Linked DNA regions of Homo sapiens: region 2 is linked to region 1. A link is a contact called in ENCODE Hi-C or POLR2A ChIA-PET data. All regions are on one chromosome and are shown on one strand. Each heading gives the region's core, a stretch centred on a gene start or an enhancer-like site at or near the end of the contact. The rest is flanking DNA. Distances are from core to core; before and after follow the strand shown.

Evidence for each region. Hi-C counts contacts between places; a loop is a spot of excess contacts on that map. ChIA-PET counts read pairs that join two places held with the same protein, here RNA polymerase II (POLR2A).
Region 2: POLR2A ChIA-PET joins it to region 1 with 16 read pairs in activated CD4-positive, alpha-beta T cell. The contact joins the promoter of PLET1 here to the enhancer-like site in region 1. A Hi-C loop is called at or near these places in 2 of 168 maps with a recorded cell type or tissue (GM12878 and IMR-90) and 1 of 37 single-sample maps with no recorded cell type. POLR2A ChIA-PET finds 5 or more read pairs at or near these places in 3 of 52 experiments (CD8-positive, alpha-beta memory T cell, GM12878 and activated CD4-positive, alpha-beta T cell).

What each region holds. Positions count from the first base shown.
Region 1 is chr11:111,944,558-111,949,024 of GRCh38, forward strand. The region is part of intron 1 of DIXDC1 (DIX domain containing 1); the gene reads left to right. Among named protein-coding and RNA genes, the nearest start is that of DIXDC1, 9.4 kb to the left of the region's middle. Within about 2 kb of position 2,019, at least 4 of the 41 ENCODE cell types and tissues checked have a DNase peak (open chromatin) inside an H3K27ac peak, as active enhancers do.
Region 2 is chr11:112,259,100-112,263,566 of GRCh38, forward strand. It overlaps PLET1 (placenta expressed transcript 1), which reads right to left and starts at 1,761. Exons shown (of 4, transcript NM_001145024.1): 1 at 1,307-1,761. The coding sequence starts at 1,490. It overlaps LOC100132686 (a long non-coding RNA gene), which reads left to right and starts at 1,166. Exons shown (of 1, transcript NR_133566.1): 1 at 1,166-2,297.

The DNA.
Region 1 (4,467 bases), core at 769-3,268:
TCAAGATTTCCTGCACAAATGAAGATTTTGGATGGAATTGTGTATACTAGAAGACTTTTACCTAAAATCATAGGGTTATTTGGAGTGTCTTGGAGGAAGCTGATGGAGATTATGGGATTGCTAAAGCCTCCTTCCACCGGCCACCTCGTGGTACTATCACTGCTCTCACAACTTTAGAGGGGTCCAGTCTCATCAAGCCAAAATCCTTCTCAGACAGTTTTAACTCTTGTTATGTCTACTGACTGACTTCTTCTGAGGCCTGACTCAGAGGGTGGTTACCATGAAAACCTTCAGTTGTTCTAGACATTTATTACACTGGCATCCTTTTAGCTTCCTTAGAACAAATTAGTCATGAAACTCCAGACTGAGATTAGTTCAACACTGTTACACACGTAGTATGTACCAACTGTCTTGGTCTTTTTTAAAAAATTAGTTCGGTTACAAGTGCCAAAAACCCAACTTGAACTAGCAGGGATAGGAAGTGGACGTTATTGACTCATGGAATCCAAGGAAAGGCAGAAAAACTAAACCATGGAAAGGGCAGGGATGCAGCAGAAACAATGAAATCAAGAACTCTGACACTGGCAGGATCTCTTCCTCTGTTCTCTGCCTCTTGTCTGCTTCTTTCTATGCTGGCTTTATTCCCATTTACTAGAGCTGGTTTTTCCTTCTCAGGTGGGCAGCATGGCCTATGGCAACGTCTAAGTTTTATATCTTACAACTTTGAGAGAGATGAGGGAGGAGGAGGAAGACTGATTCTATTCCTAAATGCCAGTTCAGAAAGTTCCAGGGATTGGCTGGCTTTCACCAATCAACTTTGGCAGACCAATCAAGTGTGACCAGTGGAGGGGGTGATACAATACCAACCTGGTCATAGGACCCACCACTGTGTGCACAGAGGAGGGTTCTTAAAGAAGAGGGAATCATTGTGGGCTGGGCAGCTACCCCAGGAGCTGTTAGCTACACTATCACTGTAAGCCTAGCTGGAATCTGATCATTCCTACTTTGCCTCTCTTGACCAAGATCCAGGGTCATAATCAAAATATAATTCTTTTTTTTTTTAATTGTTATGCGAAAGAGCTTCATTTATTTGTTTAGTTTTCTGACTTTGTGCTGGTGTGTTCAATACTTTTTCTTTTCCTGAATAAGGAAGGCACGCTTGGTTCTGTCACAGACACATTTAGTACACATAGAACAACCACAGGCCTTGCTGACATGGATTTTTTTTTGAGACAGAGTCTTGCTCTGTTGCCCAGGCTGGAGTGCAGTGGCACGATCTCAGCTCCCTGCAACCTCTGCATCCTGGGGTCAAAGGATTCTTGTGCCTCAGCCTCCCAAGTAGCTGGAATTACAGGCATACACCACCAGCCCGGTTAATTTTTTTTTTTTTTTTTTTTGAGATGGAGTCTCGTTCTGTCGCTCAGGCTGAAGTGCAGTGGCACGATCTTGGGTCACTGCAAACTCCGCCTCCTGGGTTCAAGTGATTCTCCTGCCTTAGCCTCCCAAGTAGCTGGGATTATAGGCGCCTGCCACCACGCCCGGCTAATTTTTGTATTTTTTTTTTTTTTTGAGATGGAGTCTTGCTCTTTCGCCTAGGCCGGACTGCAGTGGTGCGATCTCGGCTCACTGCAAGCTCCGCCTCCTGGGTTCCCGCCATTCTCCTGCCTCAGCCTCCCTAGTAGCTGGGACCACAGGCGCCTACCACTGTGCCCGGCTAATTTTTTGTATTTTTAGTAGAGACGGGGTTTCACCGTGTTAGCCAGGATGGTCTCGATCTCCTGACCTCATGATCCGCCCGCCTTGGCCTCCCAAAGTGCTGGGATTACAGGCTAATTTTTGTATTTTTATTAGAAATGGGGCTTTGCCATGTTGGCCAGGCTGGTCTCGAACTCCTGACCTCAAGCTATCTGCCCACCTTGGCCTCCCAAAGTGCTGGGATTACAGGTGTGAGCCACTGCACCTGGTCAGTTTTTTTGTATTTTTAGTAGAGACGGAGTTTTGCCATGCTGGCCAAGCTAGTCTGTAATTGCTGGCCTCAAGTGATCTGCCTACCTCAGCCTCCCAAAGTGCTAGAATTACAGGCATGAGCCACTGCACCCAGCCAACATGTTTTTTTTCCTTTGTTTATTTTGGAGAACCTCTTAAGAACTTTAGGTGTCACAGCAGGAACTCATTGAAGTCGGCCTGGGCACACGCCACATGCAGATTTTGGTGTTTTCCCAACCTTCTTGGTATGAAGGTAAACAGTTCTGTGAACAGGGATTTGGGACAGCCTAATTTTGTTAGAGGCTGTATTGCAGAAAAGCCTACAATGGTATGCCAAATGCTGGACCATTCTGAGTGCCTATGGACACTGTCCCCAGAATAAGCAAGATCTATTTCTCAATATTCCAGATATTTCCATTTTGCTGAGCCTGTTGTATCTTTTTGTCACTGAATAATAGACTTGTAAAATGATAGTGTTAGAAGGAAACAAAATGCAGTTTTTTTTTTCTTTTGGTGTTTATATTTGTTTTGGTTCTTGTTTTCAGCTGCTGTGTGAAGCCCTTAAATTACTTTAGATGGCTGGAGAGTAGGGGTGGGGGCTTGAGGGTGGAGAAACACAGGAAGAGTGAGCTGGGTTTTGGACTCCTGACCCTGGCCTAATCAGAGAAGCACTGCTTTTCCCTATTTTACATATCTGCTTCTTACACAAGTTATAATTTTAAAAAATAATGAGGCCAAAAAAAATGAAGAAATGAAACTACTAGTCCACCTTTCAGAGAGTAACAGCCTCCTGTAAAAGGCATATGGTATTTCATCTGCTACAGAAAGAGAAGCCCTAATATATTGTTCAAATCAAGCAGCAGAGCCACTCAGGGCCCAGGCTTGCCCCACAGGCCTCTTTGAAGACAAAACTGCTTTGTGGGAGAAGTGGATGGCATGGCTGGCCTTCACAAGTGTCTACTTTGTCCTTAAGTCAGTTTCTTCAGAGCTGGCAGTGGGCATTTATAGGAAGAACAGGGTCTTGCCTGCCCCTTGGATGAGAAGTACAGATATCTTCAGGTCAAAGAGAGACAGACAGTTTAGTGCTTGTCTCCCTAAATTAGACATAAAGGGAGAGGCAGCAGCCTAAAGAAGGATAGTATAACCCTTCACCTGTGGATAAGACTAGCCCTATTCACTTGTGAAGCTCTGATCGCTGTTAGATGCCATTGAACAGATTCACGTCAGCATGCAAACATAGTGATGACATGCCAAAGGCTTATCTTCAACTAAATTTTTTTCATCAATGATTTAATTGAAGACAAACTAGTTTTTAAAGTTACATGAAGGCCAGGTATGGTGGCTCACACCTATAATTTCAGTATTTTGGGAGGCCAAGGCAGGAGGATGGCTTGAGGCCAGGAGTTCGAGACTAGCCTGGGCAACATAGCAAGGACTCCATCTCTACAAAAATCAAAAATTTAAAAAAAGAGAAAAGAATGAAGTAACTTGGATCTGGACAGAATGCCAAATAGCCTCAGCACCTTAGTCTCTAACACTCTCTAGACAGGACTTCAGGATCCACAGTCTAGCCTCCCAGTTCCTGGACTGTCCCCACTGTAATGATTGTCCCCCTCCATGCCACTTCTACAAGGCCACATACCGAGGCCACACTTGAAACTTACTCTACAGAATTTTCCCATCCCTGAAATCTTGAACTCTGAAACTCTACTCTGCTCAAAACCCCAGTTTTCACGGTCCTACATTCCCATTAAAATTATTTTTTTCATTCCATCAAGTTCTCCTTTCCTTCCTGTCCTCTACCTTCTTAAGGCTTATCCACTGTCTCTTAATTTCTTCTCCCTGGCCCAGACTTTACCGTCAGTCACTTCAAGCACTTTCAACACCACGCTTACTTCCTTTGCCCTGGTGGTCACTGCCTCTCCTCTGATGATTTTCAGTCCTAGATTAGCCCATCCTTGGTTTCCCCTGCTCATGGCCCAGTCCTGCTGAGCAGGTCTAGAGCAAATCATACAACCTTGCTGATTGATTCAATTACAAAATGATGATTTCCAGTCCTAGCTGAGTGCTTGGTGCTGCCAGGAATCTTTAGCAGTCAGTGTTCTTTCCATCTTCTCACAGGGTCTGCCGCAAGTCTCTGACCCTTTCCTGAAGCCTCCTTCATTCTCCCCGTCCCTTTCACCCTCAGCAGATAAACTGGCCTACTTCATAGGAAGGAATGACTTGAGGGACAGCTGCATTTGAACTCCTTCAGCTTCCCTCTTCCCACCTCCGCACTTCCCCACACTCCTGATCAGAGGACGCAGCTCTTTTCCTCTTCTCTGAAACTTTGATGCATCATGATACCTCCCATTTCCTCATCTGCCAAATAACTCTTAGAGCTCACCTTACCTTTTGGGATGCTGTAGAGCCCAGGATTTAGCGTCATCACTGAATTCAAACCCTTGTTCTGTCACTGAGCAGCCCTGCAACTGTGGGCAT
Region 2 (4,467 bases), core at 511-3,010, 310 kb after region 1:
GTGTAAATTTTTAACTTCTCTGTGCCTCAGTTCTTGTCTGTAAAATGATAACAACATCTACTTCTAAAACATGCCCAGCACATCGTAAGAAGGGTTAGCTCTCACTACTATAAGGAAGAGTATATAGTGGTTAAAGGCAGGGTCTCTGAAGCTGGAATGCTGGTTCATATCTTACCTTCACCATTTAAGTAGCTCCGGGACCTGAGCAAGAGTCACTTAGCATCTCTGTCTCTGTTTCTCATCTACAAAATGGGAATGATAATGATATCTCCCTAATAGGTCACTATTACATGTTAAACACCATAGGAAGTGTTATTATTATGAAATGAATTAGAAAGCATATTCCTTGACTTTTAGGTTTGGCTGATTCAAAAAGGGCTATATAAAAAATATCTACTGGACACCTCTAAGAAAAGCATTGGATTAAGAATGAACAGACTAAGATTCAAGAGCCAGTTCTATGACTTACTAGAAGGGAGACTCTGGGCAGGTCATTTAATTTCCCTTGGTCTCAGGCTTTTCATACATAAAGTGGGTTAGTAATACTTCCCCTGTGTTGTTTATTAGATTTTTTTCACCCACGGACTAAATGCAGTACACAATTATCCCCAGAGGCATCATATTGTCAAATAGATATGAAAAGATTACACACTGGAGGCTGGGTACAGTGGCTCACACCTGTAATTCCAGCACTTTGGGTGACTGAGGTGGGTGGATCACTTGAAGCCAGGAGTTCGAGACCAGCCTGGTCAACATGGAGAAGCCCCATCTCTACTAAAATACAAAAAATTAGCCAGGCGTGGTGGTGTGCACCTGTAATCCCAGCTACTTGGGAGGCTGAGGTACAAGAATTGCTTGAACCCAGGAGGCGGAGGTTGCAGTGAGCTGAAATTGTACCATTACACTCCAGCCTGGGTGACAAAGTGAGACTCTGTCTCCAGAAAAACAAAAACAAAAAGAGAAAAGATTATACACTGGAATGCAATGATTATCCCTTAAAATGATAAAACTGCCCATTTTATTTAAGTCAGAGAATCTACCCCAAGTGTGCTCTTGCTGGGACTCAGTGAATCTGGGGTTGGGGCTTTCTCGCTCCTGTGGCTTGAGTTCACAAGGAATTTGCAGAAATAGCCCCCCAGCCCACTCCCTTAATTCTCATTCTTTGTCTTCCTTCCCTTGCTTCCCATTTGGTTCAGAAGACACATGTTTTGTATAATTGAGAGTAGCGATAGAGGGGTGTGTTCTGAAATTCTGGTTAATTTCCCTCAGGGAACAAAGGACAGCAGAGAGCATGGCTTCTACTCACCAGAATAGACTGCATTGCTTTCGTAGATATGTGAACTGGCCTTGATGTCTAGGGTTATGGTGTAGTATTCATCAAAGGTGAAGCAGGTGCTACTGTACCTTATAAAGGTGGCAGAAGAAAGCTGCAGACTGAGGCACAGAAACATCCCCAGTGGCTGCAGCAGCATGTCATGGAAGACTGCCATGGTCTCAGTCTGTTTGGAAAGTGCTAGGCCTGGAATTGGGTGAAACTGACAACTCACCTCTTGTTTATATGCCAGGGCTTCTGGGTGAAGTCATACATGCAGATCTTCTCCCTGCCCCTTCTGAATATACATTGGATTCTGGAATTTGGCCCAAGACATCACCAGGAATGAATCACCAGTCACCATTACCTGTCACCGATGATTTTGCAAATTGCAGTTTTGCTCAAGAAAGGGAATGTCCTGAATATGGTTTTCTTTTACGCCTGTCATTTCAGCATCTGCTGTTTGAAGAAAGCCATTGAGAAGATGTGAATACCAGCAAGTGAAATTCAGAGTTGTGTAAAATGTAAAATAAACCCCTGAGGAATGAGATGTCTATAGGGGGTTTGAAAAGCTTGGACGAATCCCTGGGAATCTAAAAAGCCATGTGCATGTGCAGGGCTACACACATTCCCAGGAAAGACCTGAGGAGGCCCTAATTACTCACCTCTGGCCGACCTTGAGGCTCTGCACAAGTAAGAAGTAAAGGCTAAGGTAGAGCTGTAAACTGCCTATCTGATCACTGAAGGCATTCCCCAAAACACACATGCAGAAGTGCTTAGCAAAGACTGGGAGACTTGTTGGTTCCAGAGTTATTAGTTAAAGAAATTTTTTAAAAATCTATTTATTAGCTGGTCAATAAGCAAACAGAACAGAGACTTTGGTGGTTACACATGATAAAGAATACAGACTTCACATAATTAATTTAGGAAAGTCATAAAACAAACAGCAGCAACAACAACAATAAAAAAGAATAACAAACAGCAACAAAAACAAACTCAGGGAGGAGAAGGGAGTCTGGTGTCCAAAGTTGTCACATTTGTGTGTGTGTGTGTGTGTGTGTGTGTGTGTGTATGTATGTATTTATTTATTTTTTTGAGACACAGTCTCACTATTGCCCAGGCTGGAGTGAAGTGGTGCAATCATAGCTCACTGCAGCCTCAAATTCTTGGGCTTAAGTGATCCTCCTGCTGCAGCTTCCCAAGTAGCTGGGGCTATAGGCACGTGTCATCACACCTGGTTAATTTTTATAGTTTTTGTAGAGTCTTGCTATGTTGTCCAGACTGTTATTGAACTCCTGGGCATAAGCAATCCTCCTGCCTCAGCCTCCCAAAGTGCTGGGATTATGGGCATAAGTCACTTTGCTTGGCTTCATGTTTTTTAAATGTTCAGTTTTCAAGAAAAATTATAAGATATACAAATAAACAAGAAAGTATGGCTTATACAGAAGAAAAAAACATCCCAGGTAAACAGAAACTGTCCCTGAGGAAGCCCACACGCTGAACTTGACATAGACGTTAACTCAGCTTTATAAATACGTTCAAAGAACTAGAAAAAATCATGTCTAAAGAATTAAAGGAAAGTATGAGATTGATTTTGGTGATTGTCTCACCAAGTAAAGAATAGTAATAAAGAGATTAAAATGATAAAAAGAGCCAAATAGAAATTCTGCAATGGAAAAGTACAATAACTACGATTTTAAAAAGTCACCAGAAGAACTCAACAGCATATTTGAACTGGTAGAAGAAAGTATTGGTGAACTTGAAGATGGGTCAATTGAATACATTTAACAAAACAAGTGCAAGACTTGTATACGGAAAACTATAACAATACACTCAGGATAGTCAAAATGATCTTGAAAACAAACAAACAAAACTCACAAAGTTTGAGGACTCACACTTCCCAATTTTAAAATTTACTGTGTAGCTACAGTAATCAAGACAGTGTGGTACTGACATAAGGATAGACATATACATCAATGAAATAGAATTGAGATTTCAGAAACATACCCACACATTTATTATTAACTGGGTTTTGACAAGGGTAACAAGACAACTCAATGGGGAAATAAATGGTGCTGGGTCAACTGAATATGCACATGCAAAAGAATAAAGTTGGAGCCCTACTCGTACCATATACAAAATTAACTCAAGGTGAACCAAGGGCCTACATGTAAAACTATAAAACTCTTAGGAAAAAACATAGGTATAAATCTTCATAACCTTGGTTTAAGCAACAGTTATTAGACATGATGCCTGAGGCAAAAATAAGTAAAGGAAAAATAGATAAATTGGACTTCAAAACTAAAAGCTTTTGTTCTTTGAAGGCCACTATCAAGAAAGTGAAAAGGGCTGGGCACGGTGACTTACGCCTGTAATCCCAGCACTTTGGGAGGCCAAGGAGGGTGGATCACCTGAGGTCAGGAGTTCGAGACCAGCCTGGCCAACATGATGAAACCTCGTCTCTACTAAAAATACAAAAATTAGCCAGGCGTGGTGGTGTGTGCCTGTAATCCCAGCTACTCAGGAGGCTGAGGCAGGAGAATTGCTTGAACCCGGGAGGCAGAGGTTACGGTGAACCAAGATTGCACCACTTTACTCCAGCCTGGGCAACAGAGTGAGACTCCATCTAAAAAAAAAAAAAAAGTGAAAAGATAATCTACATCATATATCTGAAAAGGGCCTAGTTTCTAGAATATATAAAGATTACAACTCAATAACAAAAAGACAAATATCCCAATTTAAAAATGAGCAAAGATTTGAATACTTTCTCCAAAGAAATGTACAAATGGCCAATAGACATGTGAAAAGATGCTCGACATTATTAGTTATTAGGAAAATGCAAATCAAAACTTGAATGAGATACCTCTTTACAGCTAGAATTACTACTGTCAAAATGACAGGTAATAATAAGAGTTGGCATGGATATGGAGAAGTTGAACCCTCATTCATTTCTGGTGGAAATATAAAATGAGGTAGCCACTTTGGAAAACGGTTTGGCATTTCCTCAGAAAGCTAAACATAGAGTTACTACTATATGGTCCAGGAACTCCACTCATAGGTATATACCCAGGAGAATTAAAAATGTATGTCCACACAAAAACTTGTACATGAATGTTTATAGGAGCATTATTCATAATAGCTAAAAAGTGGGAACA